Regions from separate parts of the Homo sapiens genome. Here region 2 is linked to region 1. A link is an interaction called in ENCODE POLR2A ChIA-PET data of the cell type or tissue named here. Cell type or tissue: HCT116. All regions are shown on one strand. Links, peaks and the distances in the headings refer to the core of each region. The heading gives the core; the rest is flanking DNA.

Region 1 (8,019 bases), core at 1,891-6,890:
GGAGAAAAAAAAGAGAGAGAGGAAGGGAGGGAAGGAAGGGAAGGAAAGAGGAAAGGAAGAAAGGAAGGAGGAAGGGGAGGAACGCTTATGCTTAGCATGCCTCGTGTACAATGAGTACTCGATAGTTGGTTTGGGAGTGACTGCATGCATGAATGGAGGCCTTTCTGCTTCTGGCATAAAGTCTGGAGAGTGAGAGCTCATTAGGAGGGATTGCTTGACAGGCTGAGGCAGAAAAGTGTTCACAAGGCCCATCAGCTCTGCAGAGGTCTGACACCAGGTGAGGAGATAAGACTTGTCCCCTGACTGTGGGACGTGGGATGAGAGGTACAGAATGGGGACTTCCATGAGAGGGTGCCTTTGAGTGAATTACCAGGGAGAAGTGTGAGGACCCCTGTCCCTCTACCCAGAGCACACATCACCCCTCTCCTGTGGGCTGTCTGTCTGAAGATCTAGAAGGCCAGTTCCAGGTCTAGGCTTTCATCTGGACTGAGAGGTAGAAGGGAAGAAGGAGTTTCTCTAGGCAGGGTCTTCAGAGAGGAGAACACTTTCTCAGTTCCCATAACCAGTAAACGGCAGAGCTGAGATTGGAAGCCACCTCCAAATGGGCCTCAAGCCCACGGCTCTTTCTAAGCACGATGCTGTGTAACAAGCTTGGGAGTTTTATATTTTTAAAGCAAAGCCCATTTAAAAATATCTATTTCTTTACATGTGGTGGCAGCAGTGGGATAATAGTCAAATGTCAATAAGTAGAAATCGGGGGAAAAGAATTGGAGCATTTCTGGAAGACCTTCCTCTTTCTCTAAGCCATTTTGGTTCCAGTTTCTCAGCTATTTCCTCAGGGTCAGGGGTTGGAGAGGAAGGTTTATATTTTTTTAATTTCGTTAAAGGATGGAAAGAGGAAGAGAAATGTTCCCTCCTTCCCTCCCTCCGTTTCTTCTTTTTTCTTCTCTAACAACCCATTACCCTACCCAGGTAGCATCCCAAGGAGCTGTGCTGGAAGGAGCTCTTTTCTCCTGTGACCAGTGGCACAGAACAGAGCAGGTGGGATAGGGTGAAAGTTGAGCATGCAGGTTTGGACGTCAGACACACCTGGGCTTAAAGCCAGCGTTACCATTTATGAGCCATTTGATCTCTGCCAAGTAGCTTCACGTCTCTGAGTCTTCATTTTCTCATCTGTGCATTGGTAACAATAATAGCATTAATCACCTGGGGATTTTATGAAATAGTGAGATAAATACAAGCAAGGTATTTAGTATGGAATCACAATCCCTAGCCACCACTCCAAAATTAGAATGTTCTAAAACCTTAAGGCATTTAAAATAACTCATTTGGCAGTAAAATCTGACATCATGTAAACTCACTTGGCAACAAAATCTGACCTGAACTGATGTAAACTATTTGGAGTTCTTATTGTGACTACTCATATGTTTTGCTGTAGAAATATTGATGTGTTTGATTATAGGGTGATACCTCAGTACTTCCTGGGGAGTTAGGTAACATGAGCTGTATGTACCATATCACCTTTCTAAAATCTAGAGTGATTTGAGTTTCAAACTACAGATGGTTCCAAAGATTTTATACAAGGGGTGTGGACCTGTAGAATACCTGGCCATGGTGACTGCTCAGGATTTAAGAGCCACCATCCCTTCTGTTTCTGGGATCTAACAATCCAAGGTACAGGGGTGTGAACCTGAGCTTTTTAGGCGTGATCAGAGAGCTGCTTACATAAAGCTTGTGCTAGACACAAGGTATCTAGACACCTGGACACAGGTGTTTGTTAATCCAGATGCTCGGACTCAACCTTCCCCCATTGAACTAACTTCTCTGGCAGCTGGAACCCAGCACTTTGAACGTGCTCCCCAGGTGACTCGGAGATCTCCTTCTACAGCCTATTATGAAAGTTCAGAGCACGATGACTACTAGCAGCCAATACTAACTGAGGAATTTCTCCTGTCCAGGGACTGTTCTAGGATATAACATTAGTCAATCCTCACAAGTTCAGTGAAACATTTTTCTCCATTTTTCAGATAAGAGACTGGAGACACAGAGAGGCTCCAGAACTTACCCAAGGTCACACAGCTTCTAAATGGGTGTTGTTGGAACCTACTTTCAGAGACCTGATTCCAAAACCCTCACTGATACTTTCCGTGAGTCCAGATGAAGAGAGGGCTTCAAGGAAAATCCATTCAGTGCCAGGATGCTACCAGCTCCCTGGGGCATGGGACTGCCATCCTCTCCTAGGCGTCTGTCCTGATACTTCCAATGTAAGTGTGGAAAAACTCAAGTTTCATAAGTTTTGCTCATGTGCTCTGCCTTGGAGAGGGTGGGAAGTAGAACAGACACTGGCCTCATGTTTTGCTGTTGGTTACCTCTCAGGCATGTGATCCTTGTACCGGAGGTTTCACATCACGTAGCCCCTGCACAGCTGATCTGTGAATGGGAAATTGGGTTGGGCCATCACCAGGTCCCCTTCCAGTTAAATATTTGTCCCAAGTCCCAGATGATTTGATATGAGAGCCCCATGCCTAATGCTGTTTGTGGATTCATTGAATCAATTATTGTTTCGTTCATTCAATTCATTCAACAAATAGCTTCTCTGTGTCTACTACTATTTGCACTCAATTCTCAGAGAAGTAAATGTCTAAAGTACCCACTTAATAACTTAAAAGCTGATTTTACCAATTTCATTTCACTGTAAGGCCTCCCAAAGGATTAACATGTTAGTGTGCACCCCCTCTCGCACCAGCACACTTGCCCACAAAACCGCCTCCCATTGTTTGAAGGGAAACCTACAAGTGGATCCCTGCCCCCACCCCCACAGCACTTTCTAATTCAAATCATCTGCCATTCACTGGCTTTCTGCCCTGGGGCAAATCCTCCACCTTCAGTCCTACTTTGATCCTCTAGCCCAGGCCGCTTTCATTTCACAGTTGAAGTAACAAAGGTTAAAACAGATGACAACTATTTCTAGAGAGCTGGGTTTTTTGCCCCCTCAACTACGCACCGTGGTGAGGCGCCGAGGAGGCCACATCACAAGGCTGGAGAACCCTGGGAGCTTGGTAGTGTTGGTGAGCGAGGGTTTGTTCTTCTCTAGCCCACTATCCTAAAGGCTGACTTCCCTCCAAGGACTGAACCTCGAAATTTACAATGCAGGGCCCCAGGGGCTGCGGTGGGGAAGGGCCTTTCACTATTGCTGGCAGCTCCTAGGGCATTTTCCTGGACTTTGGGGGCAGATTACTATGAAACTCCTATCTCATCCTGCAGGTTGGGAAACTAAAGGGAAGTTCTTTGTCCAGGGTCAGAGCATGTGCATGGGCAGGAGGGAAGGTGGGGGAAGCAGGGAGTCAGTAAAGGAAAAACAAACCAAAACCCAACAAAACAGAGCCCAGTGCAGTGTTCCTCCTGGGGGTAGCCCTTTGATGCATCCCTGGTACCTAAGAAGCTGGCTCCAGCCAGGCCTCACCTATTAGCCTCAGGGACCATTCTCCCCAGACAAGGTCTCTGTTCACTGGGCCATGCCATTTTCTTCTCATCCCCCTACCACAACTCCACATACTTCCTTAGCATTGTCTTTTCCTGAATTACCAAACACAGCAGCCTGAGCTTCACCGGGGAGCTGGGAGCTGGGGACATGTTCCTGGGAGTCTCTAGATGGATGGCTTTGAGTTTTTCCAGCAGAAGAGGAGCAGCCAAACCCAGATGTGAGGGCCCTCCCCCTCCAAGTTCAGCCTGCCCTGGTGGCTTCCTTCCCAGAGTCAGGTCTTCTAAGGAGTGCTTAGCAAGTATGTCAGCTTCCAGACCAAGGCCTGCTGTTCTTGGCTCCGGGAGATGTTTTTCAGCACAGTATGCTTGCTGTAGACTGCTCTGCAGGGGTGGGGGTGGGAGGGTGAGGGCAGACCTCTCTACTGATCAGAATTCAGAGTATGACTCCTCCAATCTGTCCCCTTGGTGACTTTACATGTTCTCAGGACAGCTTTCAGAAAGCCTCCTGCCTGCTACTTGCACTTGGGGATGTAGGGGGAGGGGTCAGCAGTCGTGCGGGGACTATATGTGGAATTTGTTGAGATCAGGCAGAAGGAAGTGAAGACACCCTCTTCTGATTTGTGACATGTGAGAACATTCTCCTGACAGAAGCAGCTCCCGGTAATAGTAACAGCTTCCGGGCCCTCGACAGGCTGCAGCCCATCACCTTCAGCGTCCTGCCAAGCTCAGCAGCAGCGTGGCAGGAGGGGGCAGAGAGCTGGAGGCAGCGTCTGCCTGGGGATGGGGGCTAGAGGTAGACACCGGGAGAGGCAGATCTAGAGGGAGACTGAGAGAACAGAGACAGGGGCATGAGAGAGACAAACGGAAATTGAGGCAAGAAGAGATCAGATCAGGGAGATACAGGCGCCTGGGAAGGCAGAGAGTAGGAAGCAGAAATAGTGCTAAAGATGGAGACAAGTGGAGAAGGAACTGCAGAGATTCGGCCCTGGGCTGGCTACCACCCCCATACTCCCTGAAGGCCTCCCTGAATCCTGCAAACACACTCCCTGCTTGGAAGCCTAGCAGCTGGCCCAGCTAGGAAGAAAGGTAAGAAGGTGCCTCAGGCCAACCCACCAGCAACAAAAATGTCTGGACCTCTGGGGCTTACGGAGGGGTTCAGGACCTAGGATTCCTAGGTGTGCAGCTCTGTAGGAAACAGCTTTCTCCCTGATGTCAAGATTTGGGAACTTGGAGTGGTGCTATTTCTCTCAAAAATAATATCTTTTTAAAAACAAAATGTTGCTTTCTCCCATTTAAAAATAACCTTTTCCCACCCCTGCTACCTCATTACAAAAGAAAACAATGCAAGCTCATCATGGAGAACATGGAAAATATGAAAAGATACAGGAAAAAAATAAAACATGAATTGTAATCACATCACCTAATGATAGCCACTGCTAGGAATTTGATGGTTTTCCTTTCAGTCTTTTATCAATGCATAGAGCTATATAATCAGCAGTAATATGTCATAAGCATTTTACTAAATATTATTTGACACTACCACTTTTATTAGTGTATATATTCTAATATGTGGACAAGGCTTTCTTTATTGAGGTAATCTATGGTTGAATATTTAGGTTGCATGTAACTTTGCTACTATGAACAATGCTTTAATAAATATCTTTCTGCCTACATCTGCCTGAGTTTCTGAATATTTCTTCAGAATATATTTAAAGGAGATTTACCGTGTCAAAACTATGAACATTTTTAGAGCATACATACACACACATATGAATACACACACACACACACACATACACACACTGATATGGTTTGGATCTAAGTCTCCACCCAAATCTCATGTCAAATTGTAATCCCCAGTGTTTGAGGTGGGACCCGGTGGGAGGTAATTGGATTATGAGGCAGATTTCCCCTTTGGTACTATCCTCAAGATAGTGAGTGAGTTCTTGTGAGATCTGGTTGTTTTAAAGTGTGTGGCACCTTCTTCCTTTCTCATTTCCTCCTGCTTGGGCCATGTAAGACGTGCCTGCTTCCCCTTCCTTTTGCAACATGATTGTAAGTTTCCTGAGGCCTCTCCAGAAGCTATTGGTGCTGTGCTTCCTGTACAGCCTGCAGAACCATGAATCAATCAAACCTTTTTTCTTTATAAATTTCCCAGTCTCAGGTATTTCTTTATAGCAATGTGAGAATGAACTAATACACACACGCACGCACACACACACACACACACACACACACTCACATCTTCAAATTGGCCCCCAGGAATAATGTACAATTAAACTTCTAGTGCAGTTTAGACCCAAGTGCTGATGACAGAGGATTTGCTAGTTAATGACAGTCCTCTGTAGCTTGTAAGGTAAGTTGAGATAGGTGGGAGGTAAGTATAATTATCTCCATTTTTTCAAAGGAAGAAACTGAGGCCCAGAGAGGTTTAGTGACTTGGCCAACATCTGAAATGGAACTAAGTGGTCTTCTCTACTGGTTTCCCCATTCCAGTCATACCATCAGCACCCAGGGTCAGACCTTCACGGGCTCTAGCTTGGATTACCCCGGAACCACCTTGCCATTGTGGTAGCCACTAGCCACATATGGCTATTTACATTTATATTTATTAAAATAAAACACAATTTAAAAAATTAGCTCCTCTGTCTCTTTGACCACATTTCAAATGCTTAAGAACTATAGATGGCTACCATGTTGGATAGTACAGATACGAAGCATTTCCATCATAGAAAGTTCTATTGAACAGCATTGCTCTAGAAGGTTGGCGTTCTGTCTTCTGGTATGGCTTCTCCCACCCCCACTCCCTCACACCAACTATCACTCATTCTATACACCATGGGTGTATCAGACATCCTGAACACATAAATTTGATCATATCACTCACCAGTCCAAAACCCTTATTGATCTTGTTACCTGTTATCTGCCACATTAAGAGGAAGCACAAATCCACAACTACCTTTGCTCTTCATCTCCATGCTTTTCTGAAAAATTATTACACACTGGCTGTGCCTGGACTGAGGTCCTATAGGCACAGAGATGGACTAAGCATGGACTCTATACTCAATGAGCCCACGATTTGATGGGTTAAAATAATACACACTGCCTGGCCTCCTGCCCTGCTTTATTATTCCTGATAGCACTTAACCACAGCCAGCATTTATTTATTGCCTGTTGCTTCCACTAGAATGCATGCTTCATGAGGGCAGTGGCTTTTTATGATTTGTTGACTTCTATATACACAGAGCCTACTGAAGTGCTTGGCACTTAGGAGTTGCAAAACAAATATCTGTGAATGAATAACTACATTTCAGGATATTGAGCTTCCAATTCTTTCTGATGGGCTAGAAAAATTGGAAATGAAGCAATGCTCCACCACAGGAGTTTGCACCTCGAGCCTATAATGTTTGAAATCTGACCTGTATTCCCTCTTGATACTCAAATGCCAGGATATTGCATTTCTGCAAACAACCACCATTCCCTACATTGTTGGGATAGAGAAAAAGAAATAATACAAGACACATTTTATGGCAACTACTTGGTCCAAAGGAGCCTTCCAGGTGGGACTCTCTCCTACTTGTAAAGGTAAATCAAGCACTCAATCCTTGCAAGTTACCCAGCAGGGAAGTTCAAGGAGAATATTCACCAAACTTTCAGAAGCTGGGGTCAAAAGAAATGAAATAAGCAACTCTCTGCAACTCTTCTGCTTTAATTTTTGAGAAGTTTTTTAAATAATAGGGAGCATTCAGTTTAAGCAGTTAGAATCCTTTTTTGTTTGCCTCTTCATTTTTGGCACTAATGGCAGTAATGGAGCAAGGAACTGCTTAAGGAACAGTTTAAGGAAGACTACTGACAATGGTAGTGGCAGAACTTAGATCTTCAGACATACCATACAGAATCCCCCCATCTTTGCCCTGTTTTCCTTCATCTTTACCTTTATTCAGAATCTTCTTATCAAATAGGAAACACTTTCATCTCCTTCTGTTGATTTTTTTTAAAACCAGTTGAAAAGCCTCTATCTTTTAATAGGAACATTTAGTCCATTCACTTTCAGTGTAATATTTTTACACATTTTTTTCCTGACAGTTGGATTTATGTTTACTATTTATTTTTTGTTTCCTCTATTTTATTTTCTTGATTTTTACTCCACTTTTCTATTCCATTGATGGTTTCCTTCTATTTTTTTTACACTTATAATTGAACACATGCTTTTCCATTATATAAAAACAAAATGCCATTATTTTCACTACTGTTTTCTTCTTTACTCCAAGATCATATGGCCTTTAACATATTTTTAATTCCCCACTCTTTGTTTCTACAGATGAGAACTTTAAAACTCATTTACCTGTACCTTCTTTTCCCATGCCCCACAAAGTTCTAGTTTTTCCCAAAAGAGTTTTATTATAATTAGTTCCAGACTGTTATTAGATTTTCCCAATACTTTGTCATTTCTATTTCAAGATCTTTATTTAGTACTTTCCTTACACATTCCAAGAAACTCTATAATTATCCATTTAAATTTAACCATATATACAT
Region 2 (8,019 bases), core at 1,172-6,171, 470 kb after region 1:
ACACTCAGATTCAAGCAAGTGACCGGCCTGAAGACCACAGGTACACTTGGAGGATAAAGGGGACAGAGGCCACCTCTTCTGCCACACAGTGGTGTCTCACGGCAAGCTGGAGGAGCCCAGGGTCCCGAGCCTTCCCCTTTCAACTCCCGAGTGCAGCTGAATGTCTGTTGAATGAAAAGAGGGTGGATGGCTGGCTGGATGGTTGGATGGGTTGATGGATGGATGAATGGACAATGGAACCATTTAAATAGGTTTCTAAAACCTGCCAGGAAACACCCACCCCTTTTAATTCTAGCCAAACTGAATGTCATCTTTTTGTCGAGAAATAGAGTAAAGCAGTGATGTTTAAACTTTTCTAAGCATCAGAAGAGGACTTGTGAAACAGATTCCTGGGTCCTACCTCCAGAGATGTTAATGTTCTAGGGTGGGGCCTGAGATGTTGCACTTCTAACCAGCTCCCAGCTGTGGCTGAAGCTGTTGCTCCACAGGCCACACTTTGAGTGTTGTGGAAGAAAGCAGACAGTCAACTTACAACACCCTTTGGAAAACAAGCACAGGAGCAAGATGAGGTCACTGGCCTGGGAGAGTTCAGCAGGAGGGAGTGCCCCTCCCAGCCCAGGGGTGGAAAGTGTGTTATGACACCAGCCCCTGCCTCCCACCACTTCAAATCTTCTGCTTTCCGTCTCCAGCCTGGGATCTCTCAGAAGCCCCTGTGACACCACAATGGCTTCATGGCAGATAGGGCTCTGGTCCAGAAGATAACACCTCCCCACAGGAGTTCAGGCTGGATGGAAATCTCAATAAACAGGGCGGGATGTGCAGAGGGTAAGGCAGGCCATCCACTCACTACAGGCCTTCCAGCAAGGGCTAGAAGGCCTAGAAAGAAGAGTGTAATCTTCTGGCTTCCCAGACACACACACTTGCACGCGCACACACACACGCACATGGAGGAGGGCCCAAACCTCTCCCCTAGACACCCAGAAGGTCTTCATTGCTTGGGACCCATCCAGCCATGGTTCCCATGGCTGATGGTAGTAGGGCCTCACTTCAATATTCAGGTCAGGCACTAACTTGCTGCATGGCCTTAAACATGTCCTTTCTGTTTTCTGGGTCTTATCTTCCCATCTGTAAAACAAGGTAGATGGATTAGGTCTTGCCTAGAGAAGGAACTGACATTACCTGAGCCACTGATATGTTTATTTATTAACTTTTCTCTCCAAAATATTTGATTGAGCAATTCCTATGAACCAGGACCTGATCTATAGCACTGCACAGGAGAGATGAAACAAAGCTCATGCCTCGTGGAGCTGGCCCCATGCTTTGCACGAAATGCCTGATTCCTATGATCTCATTTAGCCTTTACTACAGTCACCCACAGGAGTTGGGTGCCATCATCCTTGCTTTACAGATAAGAAAACTGAGGCATCGGCAGGGTGCGGTGGCTCACGCCTATAATCCCAGCACTTTGGGAGGCCGAGGTGGGCAGATCACTTGAGGTCAGGAGTTCAAGACCAGCCTGGCCAACATAGTGAAACCCCATCTTTACTAAAAATACAAAAATTATCCAGGCATGGTGGGGCATGCCTGTAATCCCAGCTACTCGGAGGGCCAAGGCGGGAGAATCACTTGAACCTGGGAGGTGGAGGTTACAGTGAGTTGAGATTGCACTACTGCACTCCAGCCTGGGCAACAGAGAAAGACTCTGTCTCAAAAACAAACAAACAAGCAAAAAACTGAGGCACAGATAAGAGGCAGGGCTGGAGTTTACACTGTCAGTGGTTCCACAGACCATCACGTAACCCTGAGACCTCCACTCTTGACCAAGCCCATGTCCTCTAGTTCTCTGTTTGGGTGAAGGTCATCCCCTCCTCAGCACCCTTCCATCAGCCTCCAAAGTCCACACCCCACAAGGAAGCGGAAAGACTGGAGGCTGCAGGGAAGGTGGTTCACACTCCCCGCCCAGATTTGGAGGTTCCAGGCTGGGCTGAGGCTTCTACTTCCTCCCCGCTGAGAGGGCAGCTCCGGGCCAGGCTGCTCCCTTGGCACGGGGTGCCCTGAATCACAGGTGCTCTAGGGGTGCTGCCAGGTTCTTTTCAGGGCCCCCATCCCCACCCACCCTACTCATCATTCACCCTTAGTGCCCATACATGACCTGAGAGGCAGAGGGAGCCCATCCCTTGGGTGCTAATGCAGCATGGCATCAAAAAAATGAGATCGGTCCAGCATCTGTGCATTTACCCACAAGATTGCAATCCAGAACCTAGAAAGAGGCTATTTTAACTTCAACTTGCAAGGAAGCTTAGCGTCACTATGGAAAATAAACTTGATGTTGAGCTACGCAGGGTGGGACTGGACACCACCATGATCCTGTCAGTACTTGGGGCGTCAAGGTCTCAGCCAGCCTTGGCTCGATGCCTCACTTTCCCACTTTGAAGATGTGCCCAATCATTTTCTACTGCCTGGAAAACTTCTCCTTTCCCTTCTGCCTCCCCTAAATGCTCATTTTTCATGGCTTCATTTACCTACTGCGTCCCCCAGGAAGTTGTTCTTAGCCCCGGCTGCCCCCAGTCCAGCTCAAAGTTCCACCACTGGACGGCTGAGCTCTGGGAACCCGGTGCCCTGCCTAGGCTAGGCTGTTTGCTGGGTTCCTCTGGCCTTCCTCAGGGTAAGGAAGATCACCGCACACCCAAGAGGCCCTGCAGGGCTTCAGGCACCACCTGAGTCACTGCTTTTCTTCGAGAGCCTGCAAAGCTAGAAGGCAGTATTTGCCTTTTACGCTGTCTGATGCAAGCATACTGTGGCATTTTTCTAGAGGATTCAAGACCACGCGGCTCTCAAGAAGTCGAATGCAGAAAGAAGCACACAGGAGAACCCAGTTGCCTCCTCTGAAGTGAATCACCAGAGAGATTCACAAAAACCTAAAGGAATGTCACTCTTCTGCTCAACTTTCTTTGTTTTAGGAAAATAGTTATTTTTTATGAAAAATATACGTTCATGTGTAGTGTTTATTCTTGTTGTTCTTAAAGAATTAAAAAATATTTTGTAATTTCTCAGTTTTAATTTTTAATGTGGTAAATATCCAGAGATATTTAACAATATTTTGCCTAAACCAAAGCTCTTTCGGGTCGTCAACAACTTTTCAGAATGTGACAGGGTCCTGAGGCCAGGCTTGAGGACGGCTGGAGGAAGTGTCCCGCCCACCACAGCTGATTGGATGAAGGGCGGGACCTGACTAGTGGGCAACCAATCCAGAGGCAAACGGTGGTGTGGGAATCGGCAGGGATTGAGGGGAGCAACAGGGCTATGCACGGTGAACTGGGCAGGCAGCCGAGGGAGAGGGCCTGTAAGGAGGCCTGGAGGGAAGCCAGGGAGGAGTTAGGGCCGCAGAGCAGCCACGTCTATAAGGAGCAGGGGCTGAGGTCCAGGCCAGATACACAGGAAGAAATGAATGCAGGAGACGGCGTGCAACAGGAAGAAGCAGAGAAGCAGCGGAGACGGAGGTACCTGGGGATGATGCCAGGACTGCAGCTTCAGGGACTTGTGGCAGATGCACAGGGTGCCTCTGGCTCCCTGGAGCTCCACACTGCAGTCCCAGCTCTGTCTGCAACCCACTGCTTTGATTCACCCAGGTTCCCACAATGATGCTCGTTTCACTCAACCCTCCCGTACTTGAGGTCAGCTGAACACCTCTTTTCTTCCCAACCAAAATAGCCTTGAGTTCTGTCCTGGCTCTGGGATCCAGCGGTCCCTCGCAGTCAACGTGGAGATGCTGAGTGCAGCTCATCACGAGGACTGACATCATCACATATGTAAGGGCCTGGCGTGTGCCGGGCCCTCAACAGGTGTGGCTAATATTAGCATGCTTGCTCCTCCCTCGACTGCTACTGTCATTATTAGCGGTGGTATTAATATCACAGCAGGAAATGGTCTCCAAGGTCACAGAGCTTAAGCTCTCAGTTTTACTGAGGGATGAACAGCAAGGCCAGGAGCAGGTCAGAAGCAGAACTGGAACCAGAGCCCACTCTCCTGTCCTGTCCAACCGGTCCCAGTGAGAGTGTAAGCTCCCTGGGGGGAGGGGCCATCCAGCAACCCCACATCCACACAACCGTCCACTCCTCTTCTCAGAAGTCATTTCTTTCAACACATCCCATGGGCTCTGTGCCAAGTGCTGTCTCCACAACAGGGTTTGGTCCAGAATTGGTTCAATCAATGTTTGTAGATCGATCCTTGGCCTCTCCCATCTGGCTAGACACAGGGAATCCAGGCCAGGGGTGGGGGTTGGAAAGGGTTCCAGGAGTCTTCCCCATGAACACCAGTCACCAAAACGTCTGTTACTCCCAGCAGCTCTCTTGTACCCACCACCTGTCCTGAGTTCTTCAGTGGAGAGCAGGGCCTGAATCTTCATCCCTTTAGCCAGAGAGGAAACAAGGCCCAGAGAGGTATAGTGCCTGTCTCAGGACACACAGCCAGCAGTAGGAGAGCCAGGGATGGAAATACAGGTCTGTCAATGCAAGTTCCTGATTCCAGAGTGAGCTGAGATATGTCAAGTATGCCTGACAGTAGGTAGCTGAGAGCAGGGTCTCAAGGGTAGACAGAGGGGGGGGGGGTCAGAGAGGGGCATTCGTGGGGTATGGACATCACAGAATCCAAGCCCCTGAAATAGCCACCTCTTCTACTGTCTGATAACTGAGCAGCTCCAGCTTCAAACACTTCACACTCAAACAGTGGGGCATCCATGCCAGAAAAAGCCTGGCTGGCCTGCAAAGGAAGAAAGATGGGGCCACTGGCCTTGCAGAGCCTCCCGTCCCAGACAGGGTAGAGTGTGGAGAAGAGGTGGCAGCCGCGCTCAGAGCTCCAAGAGAGCCCCCTGGGCAGGAGCTAGGTGGGCAAGCAGAAAGGTGGGGAGGCCCTGCCTATAGAAGCAGCAGCCTGAGTGAGCGCTGGGAGCCTGCAGAAGAAGAGGTTGGAGCCCAGCAGTCTGGGCAAGGATGAGGCCAGGTCTGGTGTGGGGACCCTTTATACCCTCTCTTCCCACCCTGTACTTCTCAGTCCCAGCTGGAAGCATGATGTATCTCCCCAGCTAGATGCGAGGCTCCCTGAAGGCAGGCCTGGGGGGCTCACTGCTGAATTCAGAGCCTGGCCCAGAACAAGTGCTCAGTAACTATGCGGAGTGAGTGACAACAGATACAGGCTAGGAGGGCCTGGGATAACTCTGAAAACAGAGCTTCTGTGCAACAGCAGGCTTAGCCCTTGTTTCCTGATAGATTTTGGCTGTTGCCACCAAGTGGGAAAGGGAGTGGTGGGGGAGGGGACCTGGAGAAGGGGAGTGACCTGACAGCAGAGGTGTCAGCAAGGCCCAGGAAGGGGTCAGGGCCCCATCCTGCAGGAGCAGCTCTGCCGGCAGCTGGGTCAGGCTCCCAGGTCCAGAGACGCCCCATGCTCCACTGTAGGGATGAGGCCACAAGGCTGGTCTTTGCCCCCTACTAGAGTCTGAGGCTCCAGCAGCTGATCTGGGCCAGCTCGGCAGAGAGCTGGATCTGGGAATAGGCTTTCCTCACTAGGCTACAGGAAGGAGCGATGCTGCTGAGGCCTGATGTTCATGCAGGGAGAAGGCTGGGGTACCAGTGATGCCCAAGGACAGCTCCTCTTACACCCATCCCTGGTCCAGCTCCCTCGTTGTCCTTAGCAAGTGGGGGACCAACTGAAGTCTCTGAAGTCTGCAAGGTGGGGCCGTCAGCTGAGGCCCACAATGACGTCTGTACTCCCCCAGTCACAAACAGGCATGCACACACCCACAGGCACACACTGACACACACATGCCCAGCGTGGGCTCTGTGCAGGCGGGGTCCTGCTGCAGGAAGGGCTGGTGCGGCTGCCAGGCAGCAGGCCCAGCACAAAGGCACAGGGTTGGGGGGGCGGTGTTGGCGGCACAGGAGTGGGGGAGGGCTGCGAGGGATGTGGCTCAGAGCCTAACAGGCCACCAGCAGCCGTGGCATCTGCTTTTTCTCACCTCTAAAGGGAATCGATTTGTCTCTGACTGATTTCCCTGACGTCTAGTTTTCTTCTCCGCCCGGCTGTCAGCCCAGCCACTGCACACAGGGAAGTGCGGGGGGAGCACCTTGACCGCCTGCCTGCCAGCCTCTCTGCCGCCTCACCACACCACCCCCTCACACACACAACACACGCTGCACTCACACTCACACGCCCGACAGAGAAACCCACACCCCACACCCGCACCACAGCCTCCCGTCCAGACACCCACACTCCCACCTGACAGACAAACCTGCCATACACCGTACAGACATATGTAGACAGATGCATATGCAAGCATGCACACACACACAGTACAAACACAGAGACAGACCTGCCACACGCGATACAGACACATAGTTTTACTGTGTGTAACATAGGTATACAGACACTCTCACACACGCACCACAGTACAAACACACACACACACAAACACACACTCCCACTCCACAGACAGACCTGCCACACACCACACAGTATAAACACATACACAGACACATGCAGACACATCACACACAGAAAGATGGACACACACACACATAGACCCACACACAAAGCCTCCACACTGACATCCCCAAGTACCCCAGAGTCACCACCATAACCCAGACACACACACACACACACACACACACACACTACATTACCACTCTCAGATACCAAAAGGGACACTGGCACACACAAGCCTCACACTCTCAGATGGCCCCAACACTCACGCACCCCACACATTCACACAGCCACACAGGCTGCATCCCTGCTCACACAGCTACACACACCACACACACACTCATACTCCCTGATCCCCACCAACACCCCCCTCGACACGAGCACCCACAGTCATGCACACCCACACAGTCCCAGGCCACATGGGCACTCCTCGCTGTCCCCGCCCACCCCAGCAACCCCTACTTCATCGTGGAGCTGCTCCTGGCCCCCCGAGAGTAGTAACGGCCCCCTTGGTGGAGGCAGACATAGGTGTGACCCAAAGAGGTGGGCAGGGCCTGGCTGGGGGGCACGGGGGACCCCAGGGTGCTGCTCATCTGGACAGGCTCGTTGCAGGGCAGCCTGGGTGAGGAGCTGGACCCTGGCAGGGCTGCAGTGATTTGGGGCAGGGGTGGGGGTGCCAAATGCTCAAGATTACCAGGATCAAACCAAGCTTTTCCAGCACAAGGGCAGGGCTTCCCGGCGCCCCAAAGGACCTGGGCAGTCAACAATAATGATGGCGGTGAGCAGAACAAGGATAATACAAACTGATCCTCTCTGTGTCCACAAAGCATGTTCCCATCTGTGACAGCTCTAGATTGGATCCCGGAAACATCCACTAGAGTTGGCATTATTCCCACCTCACAGATGAGGAAACCTAGATCTGAATCTGGAAAGGGACTTATCCAGGGTGCGCCGTGGGCAGTGAATTTAGACCTGGAATCCAGGTGCACCAATTCCCTGGCCAGAACTCCAACCAACCAACCAACCAACCAACCAACCAACCAACCAACCAGAACTCCAGATAATGGTCCATCTGTCCTCAGAATCCTCCTAAGGCCATCCACACTGGCACCACCTGCCTAGGGAACACTAAGGAAGCCCTCAGCATGAGCCCTGGCAAGGGGCAAGTACATGTGTACGTGTACATGCAAGGTGTGTGAAGGTGTGCATGACTGTGAATGCATGGGGCAGGTGTGGGCAGCAGGCCCCACAGGTGGGTGTTGGGAGACAGCGTGTCTATGTAGGTCACGTGCGACTGTGTAGGTGGGAGAGCTGTGTGGGTAGAGGTGTGCCGCCAAGGGGATCCAGATGCGGCTATGGGTTTGTGTGCATGTGAGGGTGCCTGTAGGAGAGACCGTGTGAGGGTGTATGTATCCATGGGAGAGGTGACGTATGTGCCCTGAGATGAACACACCAGCATGTGTGAGCATGGCAGTGCACACCCATCACAAGTGTGCTGACCATGGGGCATGCTCCAGATTAGGGGGCGGATCCCCCCACGCACCT

What was found. Peaks named below come from ENCODE experiments on the same cell type or tissue, not always from the same donor. Only the 100,000 strongest peaks of a DNase experiment are listed, where the experiment ranks them.
Region 2: POLR2A ChIA-PET joins it to region 1 with 9 read pairs; 3 of 35 experiments call an interaction of 5 or more read pairs at or near these places.

The regions. Positions count from the first base shown.
Region 1 is chr10:78,548,611-78,556,629 of GRCh38, forward strand. No RefSeq gene overlaps it. Among named protein-coding and RNA genes, the nearest start is that of LINC00595, 290 kb to the left of the region's middle. In HCT116, for the core only: no CTCF peak of the experiment used is centred there; no DNase peak of the experiment used is centred there; H3K27me3 peaks cover 34 bases.
Region 2 is chr10:79,019,515-79,027,533 of GRCh38, forward strand. All of the region lies in intron 5 of ZMIZ1-AS1 (ZMIZ1 antisense RNA 1), which reads right to left. LOC112268062 (a long non-coding RNA gene) reads right to left here and starts at 1,443. Exons shown (of 2, transcript XR_007062214.1): 1 at 401-1,443. RefSeq lists a cis regulatory region at 3,677-4,177 and an enhancer at 3,867-4,216. In HCT116, for the core only: no CTCF peak of the experiment used is centred there; a DNase peak (open chromatin) is centred at 3,227; H3K4me3 peaks cover 345 bases.